2 separate regions of the Homo sapiens genome follow, and region 2 is linked to region 1. Evidence: chromatin contacts called from ENCODE Hi-C or POLR2A ChIA-PET data. All regions are on one chromosome and are shown on one strand. Each heading gives the region's core, a stretch centred on a gene start or an enhancer-like site at or near the end of the contact. The rest is flanking DNA. Distances are from core to core; before and after follow the strand shown.

Region 1 (4,815 bases), core at 1,659-4,158:
ATGGTGAAACCCTGTCTCTACCAAAAATACATAATTAGCTAGGCTTGGTGGCATGCGCCTGTAATCCCAGCTCCTGGGGAGGCTGAGGCAGGAATCGCGTGGACCCAGGAGGCGGAGGTTGCAGTGAGCCAAGATTGAGACATTGCACTCCAGCCTGTGTGACAGAGTAAGATTCCATCTCAAAACAAACAAACAAACTGGTAAGATGGAGGGGGAAAAGGGAGGATAGGAAAAAAGGAAGGGGGGAAGAGAGGAGGAGGGCAGGGAGGAGGAGAGAAAAGGGCAGAAAGGAGAGAAGGAGGGAGAAAGAGAGAAGGAGGAAGTGGGGTAAGAGAAGAGAGAATCAGAGCACAAGAAAGGTGGAGGGGAAGTTTAGAGAAGAAAAAGGAGGAGGAGGGGTAAGAAGAGAGGAAGGAGGAGGGAAAGGAGGAGAGGAGGGGAGGAGGGACAGGGAACACTCAGCTGACATTTATGAATGAATGAATCTCAATTCCAAGTAAGCATGACAGCTCCAGTCCTCAGTTTCTTTCTTCCTTCTTTCTTTGTTTCTTTCTTTTCTTTCTTTCTTTCTCTCTTCTATTTTTTTTTTTTTAAGACAGGGTCTTGCTTTGTCACCCAGGCTGGAGTATAGTGACGCGATCTCGGCTCACTGGATCCTCTGCCTTCCGGGTTCAAGTGATTCTGCTCCCTCAGCCTCCGGAGTAGCTGGGATTACAGGTGTGCTCCACCATGCCTGACTAATTTTTGTATTTTTAGTAGAGACGGGGTTTCGTCATGTTGGTCAGGCTGGTTTCGAACTTCTGGCCTCAAGTGATCCACCCAACTCGGCCTCCCAAAATGCTGGGATTACAGGCGTGAGTCACCACGCCCAGCCTGCCCTCAGTTTCTTTACCTGTCAAATGGGGTGATCACAGCGGTGCTACCTGGCTAGGTAAGAGTGCAACTGCAGTTACTGGTCATTGCTGACTCTTCCAGGCCCAGAAAGCAGCAGGCCAGTGGCTGGCTCTGGGCCTGTCCTCCGGATCTTCCTCGTGATCCCTCATTCCAGCCACCCTGCTGCCCGCAGGGACCAATGGCAGCGTAGGGGGTGAGTGCCTGCCCAGCCCTGTCCTCCAAATGCATTGGAATCAGGCCCGGGCCGCCTCCTAAGGAGAACGCTGGAAAGGTCGGCCAAGGAGAGCAGAAAACAAGCAGTGGTGGAGTCGGCAGTGGGGCAGAGGAGGGGGAGCTGGAAGGGAAGGACCCCAAAGCAGAAGCCCGCACAGTAGGCACAGCGCACCCAAGAAGGGTCCAGGAGTCTGCAGAAACAGAAAGGTCCCCGGCCTCAGCCTCCTAGTCCCTGCCTGCCTCCTGCCTGAGCTTCTGGGAGACTGAAGGCACGGCTTGCAGCTTCAGGTCAGCCAGAGAATGGGGTTGTGCGTGCCCCCAGGCCAGCGCTGGCAGCGCCTGGGGGAGCATCTAGGACCCCGGGGTGCAAGTAAAGGGCCTGTAGGTGCTTCTAGGAAGGATGGGGACCTGGCGTGTGGATTTTGTCCTCCCTGGGATCCTGGGGTGTGACGGTGAGACTTAACCGACAAGGCTTCGGGACATGGATTAAGAATTAGCTGTGTCCTTGAATCACACGTGTTAAGACCGCGGCGGTGTTTACAGTTAGAGACTTCTGAGGCCCCAATGGTGTGAGTTGAGCACTCCCCCGGGCCCTGGAACGTGTTTTTAAGACCGAAAGAGGCTTTGGGGCTTGGATTTAGGACAAGCTGGAGCAAGAATACAGCCCGCGCGGGCCGTGGGTGTGGACTGGGATATTTTTGGTCCCCCGGGGTAGAGATCCTGCACGCCAACTAGGGCTCGGGTCCTGATATCTTGCGAGCCACGCCCCAAGGCTGCAGGACACGTGTGTTTCCTAAAAGGAGAGGGGGTGGGGCAAGGCTTGGTTGTCATGGAGACAGCGGACGACCCTGGCGGGCCGTTCTAGCACCCATGTCTCTTTGGCCGTCGCCTCTCCGGTCCGGTTGCCTCTCTATGGTCGTGGCTTCTGGAAGACGGCCGGCCTCGGCTCTGCGGGCTGAGGGGCTTCGAAGTAGACAGGAGGGAAGAGGGGCGGGGCCTAGGTCCTAGGGGGGCCGGAGTGAAACCCAGGAGGTGGCGACCGAGCCAAAGCCTGAGGGCGGGGCCCGTGGCCAGGATAGAACCTGAGCCTGGGAACTTGGGCTAGGCCCGGAACTGGGGTGGGGCTTGAACGGATTGGGGAGGGCTCTAGTTTCGGGAGGGTGGGGCGTGTGCTTATTGCGGGGGGGTGGGGAGGCATATGTCTAACCTAGGGGGTGGGGCCTGGCTGAGAGGGGCGGGACTCGGGGAGAGGGCTTGTACCTGTGGGCTGGGCTAGAAGCATAACCTAAGGGCGGGGCCCAGTGAGTGGTGAAAAGGCCACGGGGTAGAGGCAGGACCAGGAGGAAAGGGGACAGGACGTGAAGGGTAATTCGGGGATCGAGGATAGAGGCTAGATGAAGGCATGTGGCGAGGCCTGACAGTGACCGACAAGGTGGACATGCTGGCTCTGGGGGCGGGGACTGTTGTAAGATTGGCAGGGAAGGATGGGCTCAAAAATATGGAATAGAGCGGACCCAGGGTCCGGGGGCGGAGCCTGGCCAGGACCTGGCCAATCCCAGGCCTGGGGCCCTGGTCTGGTTCCTAGTTAGCGGGCGGGTGTAAAAGCCTGGAAAGGGGCGATGCCTGGCCTGAGGAGTTGACCAATCCCAGGCCTGGGGGCGGAGTCTGACTCGGAGCGCGTTCCCGGACTCGCGGGGGGCGCAGAGCCGAGGCCTGGGGGCGCGGCTCGCTGTAGAGGCGGGGGCGGTCGTGGGGCGGAGCGGGTCGTGGGGCGGGGCTGGAGCGGCCCGCGGCCTCAGCTCTCTCTGCTTCCCCAGGATGCGGGCTCCGGGTGCGGGCGCGGCCTCGGTGGTCTCGCTGGCGCTGTTGTGGCTGCTGGGGCTGCCGTGGACCTGGAGCGCGGCAGCGGCGCTCGGCGTGTACGTGGGCAGCGGCGGCTGGCGCTTCCTGCGCATCGTCTGCAAGACCGCGAGGCGAGACCTCTTGTGAGTGTTGCCGGGATCCGTCCAGGGCTGGGGGCGGGGCTGAGGGCTCTGGGGGCGCACGGTGCAGGGCTGGGTTGCGGGGACGGCTTGGAGGGTCCGGAGAGCTGAGGGTGCTTTGTAGGTTGGGGGCGGGGCTGGGCCGAGGGCTGGGCGGGGGCGGGGCCTGAGAGGGTGACCAGTTGGGGGTCTCTGAGGGGGCTACAGGGGACACTTTAAGGATTTCTCGAGGAAGATGAGTAGCCTCTAAGGTGCTTCGGGCGTTGCAGGCTGCTTAGGAGATGATCTCAGGGGATTTGGGGGGCAATTTGGGGGTCTTTGGGCAACTGGTGGAAATTCCAGGGAGCTGGGGCTGACTGGAAATCCGTGGCGGTGTGGGGGTCTTTTTGGAGCCGTGATAACTGTGAGAGACTTCAGGGGGCTCTCCAGTAGGTCACCGGGGCTCACAGGGACGACCCAATAGATAGTCTCTGGGGGGTTGCCAAGACACTTTGGGTCTATCTAGGGCTTTCTCTGAGGGATGAGCGAGCTGCTCTATAAAGGACTTCCCGGGTTTCTGAAGGTGTGAGTTTCCTCGGGATCGTTTACAGCTGGGGCACTGTTTGAGATTTTGGGGTCTGTGTGGGACTTTGGGTTTGGGAGTTGTTCGGAGTGTGTCGGGAGGCTGCTGTGTATTCCAGGACTTGTTTGGGGGGTCTCTTCTGGAGACTGGGACACTGGATTCATGCTAGGGGGGCAGATTCTGGTGTCCTGTGCAAGGATCCTTGGAGGGTTTTTGCGGTGTCTCTGAGGGACTTGCTCAAACGAGCCGTTGGGGGTCCTTCTGGGATGAAACAGGCATTGCTGGGGGCTTCTATCAGAGCAGACCTCAGGAACAGCACCACGTGGGAGCAGGTGAGCGCCGGCTAGCGGGGCAGGGCTCAACACCTTCACAGCTCCTTGTAAGATGGAGTAGCAAGAGGGACTGAACCCATTGTAAGGAGGGCACAGAGGGTGTGGAGATGGGAAAGATCCCACCGTAAGTTGACTGGTTCTGAACTTTCTAAAACTCACCCCTTCTGCATGCCATGGCCCCCTGCCCCCGGCTCCTTGGTTGTTCTGATGTGGAAATCTGACTGTGCCCTCTGCTCAGACACCTTCCATGGCCAGCCCATCCTTGGCAGAAGGAAGACTCAGCCCCTAGCTGGGCACTCAAGGTCCTACCATCTGTTCCCTGCCCACCTGCCACTCCCCCCATCCATATGTTCACCTGGTCTTCAGAAAGACTTGCAGTGTCAAGCTCAAGCTGCCCAGAACATACTGGACCCCTTTTAGCCAGGGCAGGCTCTCCCTCTGGGAACCTTTGCTGAATTTTCCTGCTCAGCACCCTCCCATAGCTCCTTGTTGCCCTTAGAATTGACGCCATACTGGCCGGGAGCGGTGGCTCACGCCTGTAATCCCAGCACTTTGGGAGGCCGAGGCAGGCAGATCACGAGGTCAGGAGATCAAAACCATCCTGGCTAACACGGTGAAACCCCGTTTCTAATAAAAATACAAAAAAATTAGCCAGGCGTGGTGGTGGACGCCTGTAGTCCCAGCTACTCGGGAGGCTGAGGCAGGAGAATGGTGTGAACCCCGGAGGCGGAGCTTGCAGTGAGCGGAGATCATGCCACTGCAGTCCAGCTTGGGCGACAGAGTGAGACTCCGTCTCAAAAAAAAAAAAAAAAATAGAATTAGAATTGAGGCC
Region 2 (4,686 bases), core at 990-3,489, 110 kb after region 1:
AATGGGACCCTGGGGAAGGGGCAGATCCTCACAGTTGTAGACCATGGAAGGCAAGTGAGTCCTGACCCAGGGGAATGGGTAGGTTTGCATGCTGCCAGTGTAGACTGGTGGGGACTGTGGAGGGGTAAGTCAGTCAGACCCCAGGAGAGGAGGAGAGCAGGTTTGCCCGCGAGTGTATACCATGTGCAGGTGAGTGAGGCCCCATGTGCCCGGAAGGGGTGCCAGTGCTACAAGAGGTGGACCAGCTGCTCAACGCCGCAGGGGGTGGTGGAATGGCCGGGGATGGCAGAATGGCAGGCAGGGTGAACCTTCTTCGTGACCCTCTCCTCCTCCTCTCCAGAGCCATGAACACCAGCCAGGTGGAGGCGCTGGGGATCCAGATGCTGCCTGGCTACCGGGACCCCTACCACGGCCGGCCCCTCACCAAGGGTGAGCTGGGCTGCTTCCTGAGCCACTACAACATCTGGAAGGAGGTGTGTCCTGAGTGATGGGCGGGGCCAGAGTTATGACTCTAGATCTCATCGGAGATTTGGACGGGAAAGGGGTTGAAAGAGTTCCCCAAAGCCCCGGCTAGGCATCCAGCCTCAGCCATGGGACCCATGGCCTCTCTTTAGTGAATGATGCGCCACACCAGCTGTATCACCCCCAGGTGTACCTGCCATCCTTCCATTGCGCAAATGTGGAAACTGAGCCTGGGGGTAGGGGTGAGCCCTTTTGAGCAGCAGGTGGTGTCTGGGGCCTGGGACCTGTAAACAAATCCTCATTACTCCCAGCCTGGTCTCTGTGCTTGATGTTTAGTACTAGAAGTCATGGCCACAGAGCCACTTTAAACCAGCACCTGCCCAGTGCTGCTGGGGGCACTCACCAGCCCAGGCATCCTCATCCACCCTCAGAGGGAGAGGCTGTGATTGGAGGAGGGTGTCTGACTAGGCTTCGAACTTGGGCCATCAGGGCCGGGCATGGTGGCGCACACCTGTGGTCCCAACTATTTGGGAGGCTAAAGTGGGAGAGTGGCTTGAGCCCAGGAGTTAAGGCTGCAGTCAGCCAAGATCGTGCCACTGCACTGCAGACTGGACAGCAGAGCAAAACCGTGTCTCAGAAAAAAGAAAAATGGCTGGGCGTGGTGGCTCATGCCTGTAATCTCAGCACTTTGGGAGGCCGAGGCAGGCGGATCACCTTAGGTCAGGAGTTCAAGACCAGCCTGGCCAACATGGTGAAACCTAGACTCTACTAAAAATACAAAAATTATCTGGGTGTGGTGGTGGGCACCTGTAATCCCTCTACTTGGGAGACTGAGGCAGGAGAATCACTTGAACCCAGGAGGCAGAGGTTGCAGTGGGCTGAAATCATGCCATTGCACTCCAGCCTGGGCGACAAGAGTGACACTCCATCTCAAAAAAAGAAAAATAAAATCCGGGCGTAGTGGCACATGCCTGTAATCCCAGCTGCTCAGGAGGCTGAGGCAGAATTACTTGAACCTGGGAGGCGGAGGTTGCAGTTGAGATCGTTCCACTGCACTCCAGCCTGGGCGACAGGGCGAGACTCCGTCTCAAAAAAAAAAAAAAAGAAAAAGAAAAGAAAAACTTGTTATCGAATGTGAAGCCAAATGGGGGTGTGCGGCTGCAAGGCGGGAGGTGCATGAGGCGTGGGCATTTGAGGGGCTGGGAGGCCTTTCTCTTCTGAGATCCATTATGGACGGCAGAGGGCAGAGGTTTGGATGTCCAGATGTCCCTGGAGCTAGGAGAGGCAGGGAGATGCACTGGCTTCTCTACGGGTCTTTCAAACCTTCTCAAAGCAAAGCTCTGTGCTTTAGGGTCAGGCCTGGCCTTGGCCTCCCTGTGATGTGGCGGGGCTTCCTCCCTCAGGTGGTGGACCGGGGGCTGCAGAAATCGCTTGTGTTTGAGGATGACCTGCGTTTTGAGATCTTCTTCAAGAGACGTCTGATGAACCTCATGCGGGATGTGGAGCGGGAGGGCCTGGACTGGGACCTCATGTGAGTGGGGGTCTGAGGATGGGGTGAAGCTGGGGCCTGGGGCAAGGCCAGGACTTAGAGGTGGGGGTGGGGGCAGGGTGGAGCTGGGACCTGGGGATGGGTCATGGCTTAGAGGCGGGGCTTGAAGGTGGGGTGGAACTGGAGCCTAGGTACATGGCCAGGGCTTAGAGGTGGGGCTGGGAGGCGGAGTGGAGCTGAATCCTACGGGCGTGGCCACAGCGCTGCAGCTGAGCCTAGAGCCTGTATGTCTGGGTGTGGTCAGGGTGGCAGGCGTGGCCAACCCTTGGAAGCGTAGCAGGAGGGCTCACGTGGTTCCTGGGCCTGAAGGCACTGTCAGGGCTGTAGCCTATAGGGAAGGGCGTTGGAAGGATCACCCAGAACTCAAGGGACCTGGCCGGAAGCCTGCAGGCTTGGTCAAGGCTTAGAGACTTGACTGAGGCCTGTGGAGGTGGATGTGGCTAAAATTTGACCGGGCAGCCTGTGGGCGTGGCTGAAGAGCATGGGGGTGTGGTCAGAGCTGGAGGTGTGGCCGAAGAGTGTGGGGGCGTGGCCAGGGCGCCTGGTCTTAGACAAGCCCCTGGATGGGAGTGCCACCAACATGTTTCCAGCACTGGAGCCGTCCTTCTCTTCTGTAAGTGGGCTGGTTTGTCCTCTCCCTTCCTCCATCTCTTTTTTCCCTTCCATGTGCAGTGCCCTAATCTGCATTCTGGGAACACTGCCCCATGTGAATAGTAACTGCACCCCTCCATTCCTGACTGCCCCCCCATCAGGGCACCTCGCCCACCTCCACCCCCACTGTCCTCTGAACTCAGAGCAGCTTCAGCCTCAGAGAACGTCTGCGTGATCCTGCTCTCCCCAGCTCCAGATCCTCCATGGCTCCCTCACGCCCTTTGGAAAAACTCACTCTTCTCCCCCATGACCGCCAGACCCCTGGGCTCCTGCATTCACTCCATCCAGTCACAGAGCTCTGCAAACATGCTGAGCCTGCTCCCATCCCAGGACCTGACGGGGTAACTAGATCCCTGGCTTTCTGGGCAAGCTCCCTCCGGAGGGCGGGAGGAGAGTGACAGGCCCGATCTTGCACCCCAGCTATGTGGGCCGGAAGCGGATGCAGGTGGAGCACCCCGAGAAGGCTGTGCCTCGCGTGAGGAACCTGGTGGAGGCCGACTATTCCTACTGGACCCTGGCCTACGTGATCTCCCTGCAAGGCGCCCGCAAACTGCTGGCTGCTGAGCCGCTCTCCAAGATGCTGCCTGTGGACGAGTTCCTGCCCGTCATGTTCGACAAACACCCAGTGTGAGAGGGGCAGGCGGCTGCTGGGCTGGGGTTTCACGGTGGGTCTGTCCTGGGAGAATGGGGATGTGAGACTCACGGCCTCCGAGAAGATGTCTCTTCTTTTGCCTACTTCTCCCTCCGTTTGCCCCCTCGCAGATCTGTCTCCATTTGTATCCCCTGCACACTTACGTTTTAATCTGTCCCCGCTGACTTCTTCACCCCCAATTTTTCCTCCAGCTGTCCCGTCCCCTGAAGCCATTGCTGCCCCTCACTCCCCTCCTCCTCCCCCCAGGTCCGAGTACAAGGCCCACTTCTCCCTCCGCAACCTGCATGCCTTCTCTGTGGAGCCGCTGCTCATCTACCCCACACACTACACAGGAGACGATGGCTATGTGAGTGACACCGAGACCTCAGTCGTATGGAACAATGAGCACGTCAAGACCGACTGGGACCGCGCCAAGTCCCAGAAGATGCGGGAGCAGCAGGCACTGAGCCGTGAGGCCAAGAACTCGGACGTGCTCCAGTCCCCACTGGACAGTGCTGCCCGGGATGAACTCTGAGGGGTAGCAGCCAGAAAGCCAAAGCAGCCATCGGTGGCCCAGGCTCCACGTGCTTACTGAGGACATCAGGTCCACCTCTGGACCCCTTGGCAGGCCACAGAGGGCTCTCGTGTGGGGTGGTGTCCAGCCAGCTCTTGCTAAGCAATCACGTGCACACAGGCAGCATTAATGGAGTGCCTACTGCATGCCAGCAACAGGGCTTGGCCCTGGGGAATTGGGAGGAACCAAGCCCTCTTCATCTGTTCATGTGCCCAGCATTTATTAAGCACCTGCTGTATGCAAGGTTCCCATGTTACGGCAGTGAATGAGGCATAATTGTTCCCTCCATCAGCGATTGATTCAGTCATCAAGCAGTTACTGATCAGATTAAGAATCAGGCACTAGTGATACACATTCATTTTTAAAATTCATTCAAGGATTTATTGAGTGCCTACTGTGTGTTGGGTGCCATTCCAGGCTCTGGGATTTTTTTTTTTTTTTTTTTAAGAGTAGAGTCTGTCTCTGTCACCCAGGCTGGAGTGCAGTGGTGTGACGGCTCACTGCAGCCTGCGCCTCCCAGCGTCCAGCAATTCTTGTTTCTCGGCCTCCCAAGTAGCTGGGACTATAGGTGCGTGCCATCACATCTGGCTAGTTTTTGTATTTTTAGTAGAGACGGGGTTTCACCATGTTGGCCAGGCTGGTCTCGAACTCCTGACCTCAAGTGATCTGCCCGCCTTGGCCACCCAAAGTGCTAGGGTTACAGGCATGAGCCACTGTGCCCAGCCCAGGCTCTGGGAATATTGAGATAAATAAGATGCTTCTATCCATTTATTCAAGCACATATTGGTCACCTACTGTGTGCCTGGCACTCATGTCACA

What was found. A loop is a pair of places that touch in the nucleus more often than their neighbours do. ChIA-PET counts read pairs that join two places held with the same protein, here RNA polymerase II (POLR2A). Pooled maps may share reads with other maps.
Region 2: a loop to region 1 is called in a map of breast epithelium, with 2.9 times the contacts of the local background. The contact joins the enhancer-like site here to the promoter of SLC27A1 in region 1. A Hi-C loop is called at or near these places in 1 of 168 maps with a recorded cell type or tissue (breast epithelium), 1 of 37 single-sample maps with no recorded cell type and 8 of 50 pooled maps. POLR2A ChIA-PET finds 5 or more read pairs at or near these places in 8 of 52 experiments (A549, BJ, CD4-positive, alpha-beta T cell and 4 more).

Annotation. Positions count from the first base shown.
Region 1 is chr19:17,467,616-17,472,430 of GRCh38, forward strand. It overlaps SLC27A1 (solute carrier family 27 member 1), which reads left to right and starts at 2,909. Exons shown (of 12, transcript NM_198580.3): 1 at 2,909-3,092. The coding sequence starts at 2,926. RefSeq lists enhancers at 1,974-2,103, 3,525-4,026 and a silencer at 2,854-2,983.
Region 2 is chr19:17,577,617-17,582,302 of GRCh38, forward strand. COLGALT1 (collagen beta(1-O)galactosyltransferase 1) reads left to right here. Exons shown (of 12, transcript NM_024656.4): 9 at 341-473; 10 at 1,866-1,993; 11 at 3,083-3,289; 12 at 3,561-4,686. The coding sequence ends at 3,828. Among named protein-coding and RNA genes, the nearest start is that of COLGALT1, 24 kb to the left of the region's middle. RefSeq lists enhancers at 2,280-2,489, 2,324-2,618. Within about 2 kb of position 2,240, at least 4 of the 41 ENCODE cell types and tissues checked have a DNase peak (open chromatin) inside an H3K27ac peak, as active enhancers do.